Linked DNA regions of Homo sapiens: region 1 is linked to region 2. A link is an interaction called in ENCODE POLR2A ChIA-PET data of the cell type or tissue named here. Cell type or tissue: PC-9. All regions are shown on one strand. Links, peaks and the distances in the headings refer to the core of each region. The heading gives the core; the rest is flanking DNA.

What was found. Peaks named below come from ENCODE experiments on the same cell type or tissue, not always from the same donor. Only the 100,000 strongest peaks of a DNase experiment are listed, where the experiment ranks them.
Region 1: POLR2A ChIA-PET joins it to region 2 with 14 read pairs; 2 of 35 experiments call an interaction of 5 or more read pairs at or near these places.

Annotation. Positions count from the first base shown.
Region 1 is chr1:203,280,059-203,282,558 of GRCh38, reverse strand. No RefSeq gene overlaps it. Among named protein-coding and RNA genes, the nearest start is that of LINC01353, 5.8 kb to the left of the region's middle. In PC-9, for the core only: a CTCF peak has its summit at 1,279; no DNase peak of the experiment used is centred there.
Region 2 is chr1:202,856,096-202,864,178 of GRCh38, reverse strand. It overlaps the pseudogene TUBA5P and the pseudogene ACTG1P25. Among named protein-coding and RNA genes, the nearest start is that of RABIF, 29 kb to the left of the region's middle. RefSeq lists a silencer at 2,482-2,531. In PC-9, for the core only: no CTCF peak of the experiment used is centred there; DNase peaks (open chromatin) are centred at 2,518 and 3,288; H3K4me3 peaks cover 1,460 bases; H3K27ac peaks cover 421 bases.

The sequences.
Region 1 (2,500 bases), core at 1-2,500, 420 kb before region 2:
ACCTTCAGTACAACCTCACGGATTCGTAGATATGTGAGCTGGGTCATGGGGGCAGGGTCCTGGGTCCTGGCTCTAGAGTACCCTGAGAGGGAGAGACAGGTTCTCGCTGCTCCCCCAGGCCCAGGGAATGCCTGGATCAGATAGTCGAGTTCTATTTGGGGAGTAGAACGTCACAGTTCAAACACAGAACCAGAGGCCACTCTGATGTTATTTACAGACCTTGTCTAAAGATCTAGCCTCCAAGCTGGGAGGGAGGGCAGTGGGCTTGCTGCCTTCTCCAATTTCTCCTGCTCTCTGAATTTCTTATATCCTGTCACCATCCCTCACCCTCCTACCTTGTCTCCATCCAGGAGCACCCTGTGCTGCGGTATCTGATGTGTCACTCACAGCTAGGAGCCTGGAAAGAGTGTTCTTAGGACAGAGGGAGGGGATTGGGAGCAGGACAGAGGACCCACCACCAGTGCCAGAGGACCCAGAGAGGTTCCTAGACATGGGGCTAGAGAACTGGGAGTGGGAGAGGGGCAAGGAGGGTCCAGGAAGGCCTCATTGGGTTGGGTGAACATTTCCCTGCCCCGAGTTCTGGGGCTTTCTGCCTGATGGGAGTTACAGTGAAAAACAGCAGGATGCTTTTCTAGGAAGACTTTGGCAGGTTGGGGGTGGGGGCGGTAACGGTGATTTCATAATTATTTCACTCCTAGTGAAATATTTATTTCACTATTAATTATGAAATAGGAATAATTTCATAATTATTTCACAAAAACTTAATGAGCAGCTACCATGCTCTAAAGTACTGGCAAATGAAGGTGAATAAGACAGGGTCTGTGCTGTCAGCAAATGTTCAGTTTATCTGGAGAAACAAGACGGATGCTTCCTGAGTAGTGAGGACTACAGGAACGTGCCACCCCATGCCCCACTAATTTTTTATTTTATTTTATTTTATTATGTGTAGAGACGGGATCTCCCTATGATTCCCTGTCTAGTCTCGAACTCCTGGGCTCAAGTGATTCTCTCCTGCCTTAGCCTCCCAACATGCTGGGATTACAGGCGTGAGCTACCATGCCCAGCGAAGAGCATTGCTTTCTTGGAAAACCAAGGCCAAGGAGGATGGCATTGATTTTTTTCCCTAGGAAGGCCCTGTGGGAATCCCAAGAAAACTGGACAAAAGGCAGCTAGCAGCCATTTAGCTGTGGGTCATCTTCACCTGCCACTCCTTCTTCCAAGGGTGGAGGCCCAATGCCCATCCTCTCCAGAGAAAAGGACAAGCTTGAAGTTCCCAGCCAAGCCCTCTACTGGAGGCAGCTGGGCTGGGCTGGAAGGAGGGGAAAATCCAGTCTGAGGCAGAAGCATGCTTTGGGGTTCTGCCTCCTGAGTCAGTTCTGGCTGCCCAGGGGCAAGGAGGAGTGGCCGAGCCCCACCCAGATCTCTGGGATGCTACATTTTCGTATTTTACATCAGTATAAGCTCTCATCTTCACAGTCTCGGGGCACCAAGTTCTTGTAAACAGAGGGAAATGTACTCTAGCAAAACTTCCCAGATCTGATCTACTTATTCAACAAAGTATTTACTGAGTACTCATTCATGCCAGACTGTTCTACATGCTAGGGATACAGCAACAAACACAAAAGGCAAAAATCCCTGCTCCCTTGAAGCTTATATTCTACCAGGGAAGACAGACGGTAAATAAGGAAATACCTAAAATAGTAATGATATTTACTATTGATAAATATTAATGATATTTACTAATGATAAATACTATCATAAAGGCTAACGTGAAATAATCCAGCAGCAAAGTGGGATAGAAGGTACCAATAGTGAGGCCAGGCGCAATGGCTCATGCCTGTAAGAAGCACTTTGGAAGGCCAAGGCAGGTGGATTGCTTGAGGTCAGGTGTTCAAGACAAGACTGACCAACATGATGAAACCCCGTCTCTACTAAAAATACAAAAATTACCTGGGCATGATGGCACATGCCTGTAGTCCAAGCTACTCAGGGACTACTCAACTCAGGGGAATCGTTGAACCTGGGAGGTGGAGGCTGCAGTGAGCTGAGTTCCCACCACTGCACTCCAGCCTGGGCAACAGGAGCAAGACGCCATCTCAAAAAAAAAAAAAAAAAAAAAAAGAATGTGCCAACAGCGAGCATATCATTGAAAGTTTAAATTGGACAGCCAGGGAGGGCCTCATGGAGAAGGCAGCCTTTGAGGGAGGCATGAGGATTCTGAAGGAATAGAATTCCAAGCTGAGGAAATGGCACGTAGAAGGGCACTGGGCAGAGTGGCGTGCAGCTGGAGCCAGGAGAGCAGGGGAGAAAGTGAAGAGGTGGAGTCAGTGGTGGTGGGCGACACCATCCTAAAGGGCCTCGTAGGCCATGATGAGAATGATGAGGACCTGGGCTTTTCCTCTAGTGAGAAGGAGAGGCCAAGGAGAATTTTGGCAGAGGAGTCAGATGATGTGACATATTTTTAAGAGACTGCTTCTGAAAGCTGTGCTGGAAATAAGTG
Region 2 (8,083 bases), core at 2,299-4,798:
GAGCTTGCAGTGAGCCGAGATCACGCCACTGCACTCCAGCCTGGGTGACAGAGCGAGACTCTGTCTCAAAAAAAAAAAAAAAAACAACTCCATCTAAAACCAGCAAGGCATATTCCTTGCCAGTCACCACCCGTGGCCATAAGATGTTTTGGCTAAGGGAGCAGTTTAGTAATGCCTGCGAGGACAAACTCCTATGACAGCAGAATGTCCAGATGTCCTGACATTGAGTAATAATATATGGTTTTAAGATAGTTATAATCATGCTTTGAGGTACTTACACACTCAAATGCCAAGGATAACTTTCTTTCAATCAACAAACTCCTAAATTGTCATGCTGTCAGCCCACCAGCATGTAGACATAACTTAGCTTTAACATGGTTAAGACCCCTACATAAGAAGAGTTTAAAACAGGGATGGCACGTTCCTCCTCTTGCTTTCTAAGGACACCTTACTCTGTAACTGAGTAGCTTTCAATAAACTACCTCTTACTGTGCACTCTGTGACTCGCCTTGAATTCCTTCCTGCGTGAGATCCAAGAACCCTCTCTTGGGGTCTGGATTGGACCCCTTTTTCCAGCAACAATGAGACTCTTTGAATTTTGGAATATTTTAAATTCCTGAAGAGGTATGTGAAAATGGTGTGCCTGTAATGGCAAAGGAGTTAAGTAGGGTGATATAGAGTAGAGGAGGAGGAAAAGTTAGAAATAAAACTCTAAGATAGAAGGCAGTCTGGATAATAGAAATAACTCCAAACAGCTTATAAGAGGATTAGTTTTCATCAGTTTGATGTAAAGAAGTGCACTGCCAATGGCGGGGATGGGGGATTGTGCAGCTTCCATAAATAACACTGAATGTCACTGTTTCAAATGTATTTATAATCCCTGGGTTAGAGTCAACTCAGGAATGGAAAGACATTTTTAACTGGCTGACTCTACCAGCAGGTGGAATGAGTGCTTCATGAGGTGAGGCAAGCAAGAGATGATAGTGTTGAGTTTATGATGTTTTGAGTTTATTACTAGGTAGCTTTATTTTAATCATTGATAGGCCTGCCTTCAGTCGAAGGCAACAACTCAAATGCAACATTTGAGTTGTTTTGCTAGGGGTAGTGACAGCCAATGAATAGCCGTGTCTTAACTCTATATACATGAGGTTTCAAAGCACTTATTTGGATGTTTGCCCACATTCTCTCACCTTATCCCCTAACCAGAGGCGTCTACTTTAGAGCTGGCAGCCTCATGAAGCCCATTAACAAGGATTGAGACCAAAGAATACTTTACAGACTTTGAAGTTAACCTCTGCACTCTGGACTTAAACCTTCTTGAGTCACCTGACCAAGCATTTCGTTTCAAAACATTTCAGGAAAGTTTTGAATGACATGGCTAGAGTCTTGTGTAAAAATGGGTGCAGGCATCCAGGGGACAGCTGGTCTGATGTCACAATGGCCAGTGACAGGGTCTTCCTGAGTTCTATCAGCAGAAAGTCATATCAGCTGCAGATTTTCCTCAGGTAATTCAAGTCTCCAAGCCTGATTCTATACAAACTGGATGCAATCACCTGTCCACTGGGAAGTGGGGATGAAGAGGAGATGGCGATGCTTTGGGTTCCTCCGGAATGTGCCTCACAAATACTAAGGGTAATCACTGGGCGGGGTGGCCAATCATTTGATAAACCAAACACCAATTAACCCTCCCAAAAAGAAAGGAGCTAATTTGTTACACTTAGATATTTCGAAGTAAAACGTCTCAGCTAAGGAAAAGTTTGGAAAAAGGGAAAAGTATGTGAATGCTCTTTAGCATGGAACAATATGAAACCACCACTGGAAAAAAATAATGCACAAGTAACATCTAAGTACTGCTCAGAATGCTGCAGTGATCACATCACTCCTCTGCTCAAAACCCCTCGATGGTTTGAAATTATATGCCAGGGAAATTATATGCAAGCTCTCCAGCCTAGCATTGAAGGCCCCACGCCTCCTTTTCACCTCCACCCTACAGGCCCTCCTCAGTCTGCTTTGGCCAGCCCGGACCCCTTGCTCTTGCAGGAACCCGAGTCACCTGAACCTGAGCAGTTGCTCCGGTCAAAAGGGAAGTAAACGTCAACTACCGGCGCCTGCAATGTCCTTTCCCATGCCTGTTTGCCTATCCTACCCACCCCAGCCGCATTTTGTCCCGCTCTGGAAACTCCCAGCAGTCGGTTCTCATCACAGCATCTTTCCTTCTGCAGTGGTTGCTGAACTTAAGTATGCACCCTTCTCCAAGGCCGACACACTTTTCGAATCAGGTCAGCGGTGTCACTGGTGCAAAGTCCTAAAACTAAAACAGAATGAGGGTGTTTCCCCCAAAGATTCCACCTCGTAGACCCAGCACTCACCCCAATAGAGAAGACGGTCGAGCTGGCCGGGAGGACGCGGACGCCCGACTCTGCCTCCCTTTGGCTTTACCAACTGCCCAATGACCGCTGCGGCGGGGCTGTTTCGTAAGCGGCTGGCCAATAGCGGAGAGAGGGGCGGGCCTCGGTGGGGGCCTGGCCCAGTGAGAGTCGCGCGGGGGACGATCCGATCTCTGTCCAGCTGCGACCCAATGGGAGTCCCCGCCAGGAGACACAACCGGCGGCTCTCCGGGGATTTATAAGGTCCCGCCAGCAACCGCGCGTTGGGATTCGTGGTGTTGCTGGAGACCCGTATGGTGTCTGCAGTCAGCGACCCTCCAACTTCAACTACTGGATCAACCATGGTGAAGGATGCTGTGCGGGGGAGGGTGTCGCACGATGGGGAGGATGCCGGGGGCGCACGGGGGGTCGGTGGGAAGGGCCCGCAGCGCAAAACGGAAGGGCGCCCCGGCAGTCCAGGGTGTGGGGTGGGCTGCGCGGGGATGCCAGGGGTGTTTGGGCGTTCAGGGCGAAGGTGGGCTCTGCAGAAAGCCCGGGGACGCCCGAGGAGTCCCGGCACCACTTTTCTACCCTGCTTCCCCTACGGGAGGCGGTGCGAGCTAGAAACGTTCTGAGCGCCCCAGAAGCGCTGAGGGACTAGGGAGGCTGGCGAGCGGTAAAGCGTGGGCGAGAACATGGTGGGGTCGTTTGTGCGCTGCGCTCAAGGTCGGGCAGCGGAGTCGGCTCTGCGGCAGAGCGCGCTCTGGAGCCTGGAGGGGATCTAGGGCCCGCCCCGTATTTCTCCCGCTGCGGTCCTGGACAAAGAGGTGCCCGCTTGTAGCTGCGGTCCCCGCCTCCCTCTGAGATCACATTGCCGCGCAGGAGGCAAGGTCCAGGATGATTGGGAAGCTCTAACAGGTTTCTCCAGTTCAAAACCTGTTCCCCTGAATGTCTTTGTCTTGGGCGCCCGACTCTGGCCAGAGGTAGAGGTCCTCGCCCTTTGGCCCCATACTTGACTAGGGATTCCTGTAAGCTCTTGGGGCCTTGAAAAGAATGTTCTTGACTCCACTTTTCTCCTGTTTGGTGCCCAAGGACTTGAGGTCCCTCTGTTAAAACTGAGAACTTGACTGGCCAGGCGCGGTGGCTCACGCCTATAATCCCAGCACTTTGGGAGGCCGAAGCGGGCGGACCACCTGAGGTCGGGAGTTCGAGACCAGCCTGACCAACATGGAGAAACCCGTCTCTACTAAAAATACAAAATTGGCCAGCCGTGGTGGCGCATGCCTGTAGTCCCAGCTACTCGGGAGGCTGAGGCAGGAGAATCGCTTGAACCTGGGAGGCTGGGGTTGCGTTGAGCGGAAATCCCGCCATTGCACTCTAGCCTGGGCAACAAGAGCGAAACTCGGTCTCAAAGAAATCAAAGCAAAAAAAAAAAAAAAAAAAAGCCTGAGAACTTGGGGTGGGTACACAGAGGTCCCTGTACCCCCCGGAAACCTCTTGATCCCTGCCTGTGCTCTGAGCCCCCTTAAAGGCTCTGAGGCTGTCTTAGAGGGTAGTTCCTAAGACTGTTAAACTGTTGCCTACTGTCACCCTAGAAGATCCCTTCTACATCTGGGAGGTGCTCGGCCCTTTTAAATTGACCCCCTAGACCGTGGGTTGGGTGAAGGACCAGAAGAAGGGAGGAAGGGTTTATCCATCATAGGAGTTACCTGAGTGAAAAGAGTCGAAAGGTAGGGTGGGTCTTCTGGTCTCCGCTGCGACGCTTAATTTAGGAGTACTGACTTGGATTAGCTTGCCTGTACTGCAGTTGGCAGGGACAGGTGTCTAGAGTAGGTGCCTGTCCCCCCAAAAGGGGAGTTTGTGGGTGAGCTTTCAGAAGGCTAGCTCTAACTCCAAGGCTGCTTCCTCAGTTGATCCACAGGTCTGAACTTAGTCTTCTGCCCTTTTGGGATGTGGGGGAGACAGTTGCTGCCCATGGGAGACCTCCTCTTCTAGGCCCCAGTGCTTGAATCTAGAAGCTCTTGGTGGGCCTGTCTTGGAATACAGGACTCTGAGCTTTCCCAAGGCACCCCAAACAGCAGGGAGGACACTGTGCAGTGGGATTTGGCTATTTGGTTTTGGCTTTCTCTAGTTCCTGCCCCAGAGACCTAGGCATAACCACCTTCTTAAGCTCTGAGTGAATGAAGGAAAATGAGGGCCTGAAGGTGGTTTGGCTTAAAGTATGGGAAGGCTTGGAAAGAGAACCGAGTCTTCTGGACTTTGGTTTTTTGGTTTGTTTTTTGAGATGGAGTCTTGCTCTCTCGCCTAGGCTGTAGTGCAGTGTTGTGATCTCGGCTCACTGCAACCTCTGCCTCCCGGGTTCAAGTGATTCTCCTGCCTCAGCCTCCTGAGTAGCTGGGACTACAGGCGCCCACCACCACATCCGGCTAATTTTGTATTTTTAGTAGAGGTGGGGTTTCACTGTGTTGGCCAGGATGATCTCGAACTCCTGACCTCAGGTGATCTGCCTGCCGTGGCCTCCCAGAGTGCTGGGATTATAGGTATGAGCCACTGCACCCGGCCAGTCGTCTGAACTTTGGACTAGGTAACACTAAGCTTCAGCCTTTAGGGAGGAAAGACAAGGGGTGCTCCCAGGGAAGGCTTTTCAAGTCCCCACCTTTTCACTCCACACCACTCATGCCCTGGCATATTCCTCTGCTCACCCTCACAGTGTGAGTGCATCTCCATCCATGTGGGCCAGGCCGGAGTGCAGATGGGCAATGCCTGCTGGGAGCTGTACTGCCTGGAGCACGACATCCAGCCCAGTGGCACCATGCCCAGCCACAAGGCCCTGGGGAGCAGTGATAACTCCTTCAACACCTTCTTCAGGGAGACCCAGCCTGGCAGGCATGTGTCCTGGGCTGTCTGTGGACCTGGAGCCTGCTGTCATAGGTGAGTGGACGGAGGAGTGGGGGCTCCTTCCCCCAGGCCATAGTTTTTGCTAGCGCCAATGTCAGATGGGAGCTCTGCTTAAGGGGAAAATACTTGAGATGGAAGCAGTCCCCTGCCATGAACAGCATTGAAGTCTGAAGTCTATTGCTTTTGTCTAGACTCTGTCCTCAGAAGAGGTCCTGGGGGCTTCCTATATTGAGAGGAAGATCATTCGCACAACTCTGCCAGGAAACTGCCAGATAGGAGTCAGGGATCAGGCCTAGAACGCAGACTGCAGAAAGGAGCAGATGTAAAAGCAGAAATTTAAAACTTGCTTTTCCCTGTCCTCAGACTCTTGAGGGTGGCCCATTGCGTAAGAAGCAGGGAGCCAAGAACATTCATACTGGCCTCCTGCTTAGCCTTAACTGAAATAGGCCCCCCCCACGTAGGATGTGGGCCTATGTGAACTTGGCTGTTGCTGGCTTCCGGAGGCTTTCCTGCTTCCTCCCTTCTGCATCTGGATCTCCTCTGTTTTCTAATCGTGACAATTCTACCCCTCCTCCATTTTTTAAAGCTGTTATTTTAGATGTTAAATGGTGCACTGGGTTTCTTCATTAGTCTGTATTCTTTTTTTTTTCTTTTCTTTTTCCATGGTGAAAATTTACATTAGTCTGTATTCTTACCCTATTCGAAAGTGAAGTGAGATTCTCCTTAACACCACTCTGATTCCTCACCTAGCACAATGAAGTCGCTGTAGAGGGAAGGGACCACTGAAGGTGCCACCTGCTCTCCCCGTCTCAAGCCCAGGCAGGACCTGGCCTTAGAAGTGGGTCTCTGGTCGGGAGGCTGAGGCAGGAGAATCGCTTGAACCCGGGAGACAGAGGCTGTGGTGAGCCAAGATCGCGTGATTGCACTCCAGCCTGGGCAACAAGAGTGAAACTCTGTCTCAAAAAAAAAAAAAGAAAGAAAAGAAAAAGAAGATGCCGTGCATCATCACTCTGTTGAGCAGTTGTACCTGGGGAGGCTTAGCAGCAAAGGTTCTGGTGTCTGGCGTTCCCTTGGGGAATGAACCAGCTTGTCTTACCTTTGTCCTTTCTTCCCCTCAAGATGGGGTAAGAACTGACATTTATAGGCAGCTGTTCCACCCTGAACAGCTGATATCTGGCGTGGAAGATGCTGCCAACAACTGTGCCCGTGGCCACTACACTGCGGGGAAGGAGATCATCGATTTGGTGCTGGAGTGAATCTGAAAACTGGTGAGCAGGCCTCTGGCACCTACAGGAGGTCGTTGCATCCTTAACCCTCTTCCTGGCTGGGAGGCAACCACAGCCTGTGCTGGTACCTGACATCATTCCTCCAGCCTGTCAGTCCACTCAGCTTCTCTTAAGGGGATATGTGTTTTCTGTCCTGGGTACGGATCTAGGGTTGGAAGCCTGAATAAACTGCTCTGCCTTGAGTTTGTGGACTCAAGCTTCTGCCCTGATGGTTCCTCGCTTTGCCAGGTCTGTCTGATCCAAGCCTTCTTTGACCTTTGATCCATCTCTACAGCAGCTCAGCTTGTTGTTCTTAGACTCCTATGCAGATCTGTCCAGGTGGGAGGGGCTCCTGTTTAGCACTCAACCATTTCACCAGTTCACCCTTCCCCTATCCGAGGCATTGAGAACCACCAGTGAGGCTGCCTGTGAGCCAGGACTTTGGCCCTGTTGCTGTAGGGGGATTGCCTAGACATACTCTCTGCTGCTCGGTAGAGACTGAGGACTTGGAAGTGACCTGAGGAGTAGGATTCTGTGCTCCCTTCCTCAAGAATGAAAATAAAATACCTCCTAGGGGTAGACTTCTTTTATACTGTCACTACCATGTGTCTGGTATAGACTGATGATTTTCTTACCCAAGAAACAGCTGTATCAGCATCACATGGGGTACTTTTTAAAGCTGCAGGTTCCTGGGTTCCAGTCTGAGGTGAGGCCTGGTAATCTGTATGTTCAACAGGATGCCACCACCACTCCCACTCTGCTGTAACTAGGGGGCAGGGCAACAAAACAGAGAGGGCCTGGCTCTCTGAGTGCAAATCATCCGTCCTTCCTCATCCCTACCATTGCGTATGCACAACACTGCCTTTCCAAGTCATCTTTTCCCTAGGAACTCCAAACCTCCTGTAGGTGATCTTTTTTTTTTTTTTCTTTTTTGAGAGAGTTGCTCTGTCGCCTAGGCTGGAATGCCACTAGTGGTGCAGTCACAGCTCACTGCAACCTCTACCTCCTGGGTTCAAGTGGTCCTCCCGCCTCAGCCTCCTGAGTAGCTGGGACTACAGGTGCACACCACAACACCCAGATACTTTTTGTATTTTTTTGTAGAGATGGGGTGTTGCCATCCCAGCACTTTGGTACGCCAAAGTGCTGGGATTACAGGTGTGAACCACCACACCTGGACAGGTGATCTTTTTTCACCTCTATGGAGGCGAAGCAAAAGGACACAAAGGAACTTTCTCGGGGTGATGGGAATTTCTGTATCTCTGTTGGTTTGGTTATATAGGTGTCTACGCATGTCAAATCATTCATTGTATGTCCAAAAGATGCACACACTTAAGTATAAACTATACTTCAAAGTCTTTCTAAAATACAGAAGTGAATGCAAGTATAGTTAGGTAATAGTAGCTTTCAACACAGAAGCTTCCTCAGGAGAAGAGGGTTGGGACGGGTGACATGCCATCTACATCCTTAATGATGTTATTGCCTGCTCCAGACAGACCAGTGCACCATGCTTCAGGGCTTCCTGATCTTCCATAGTTTTGGGGATGGCACTGGCTC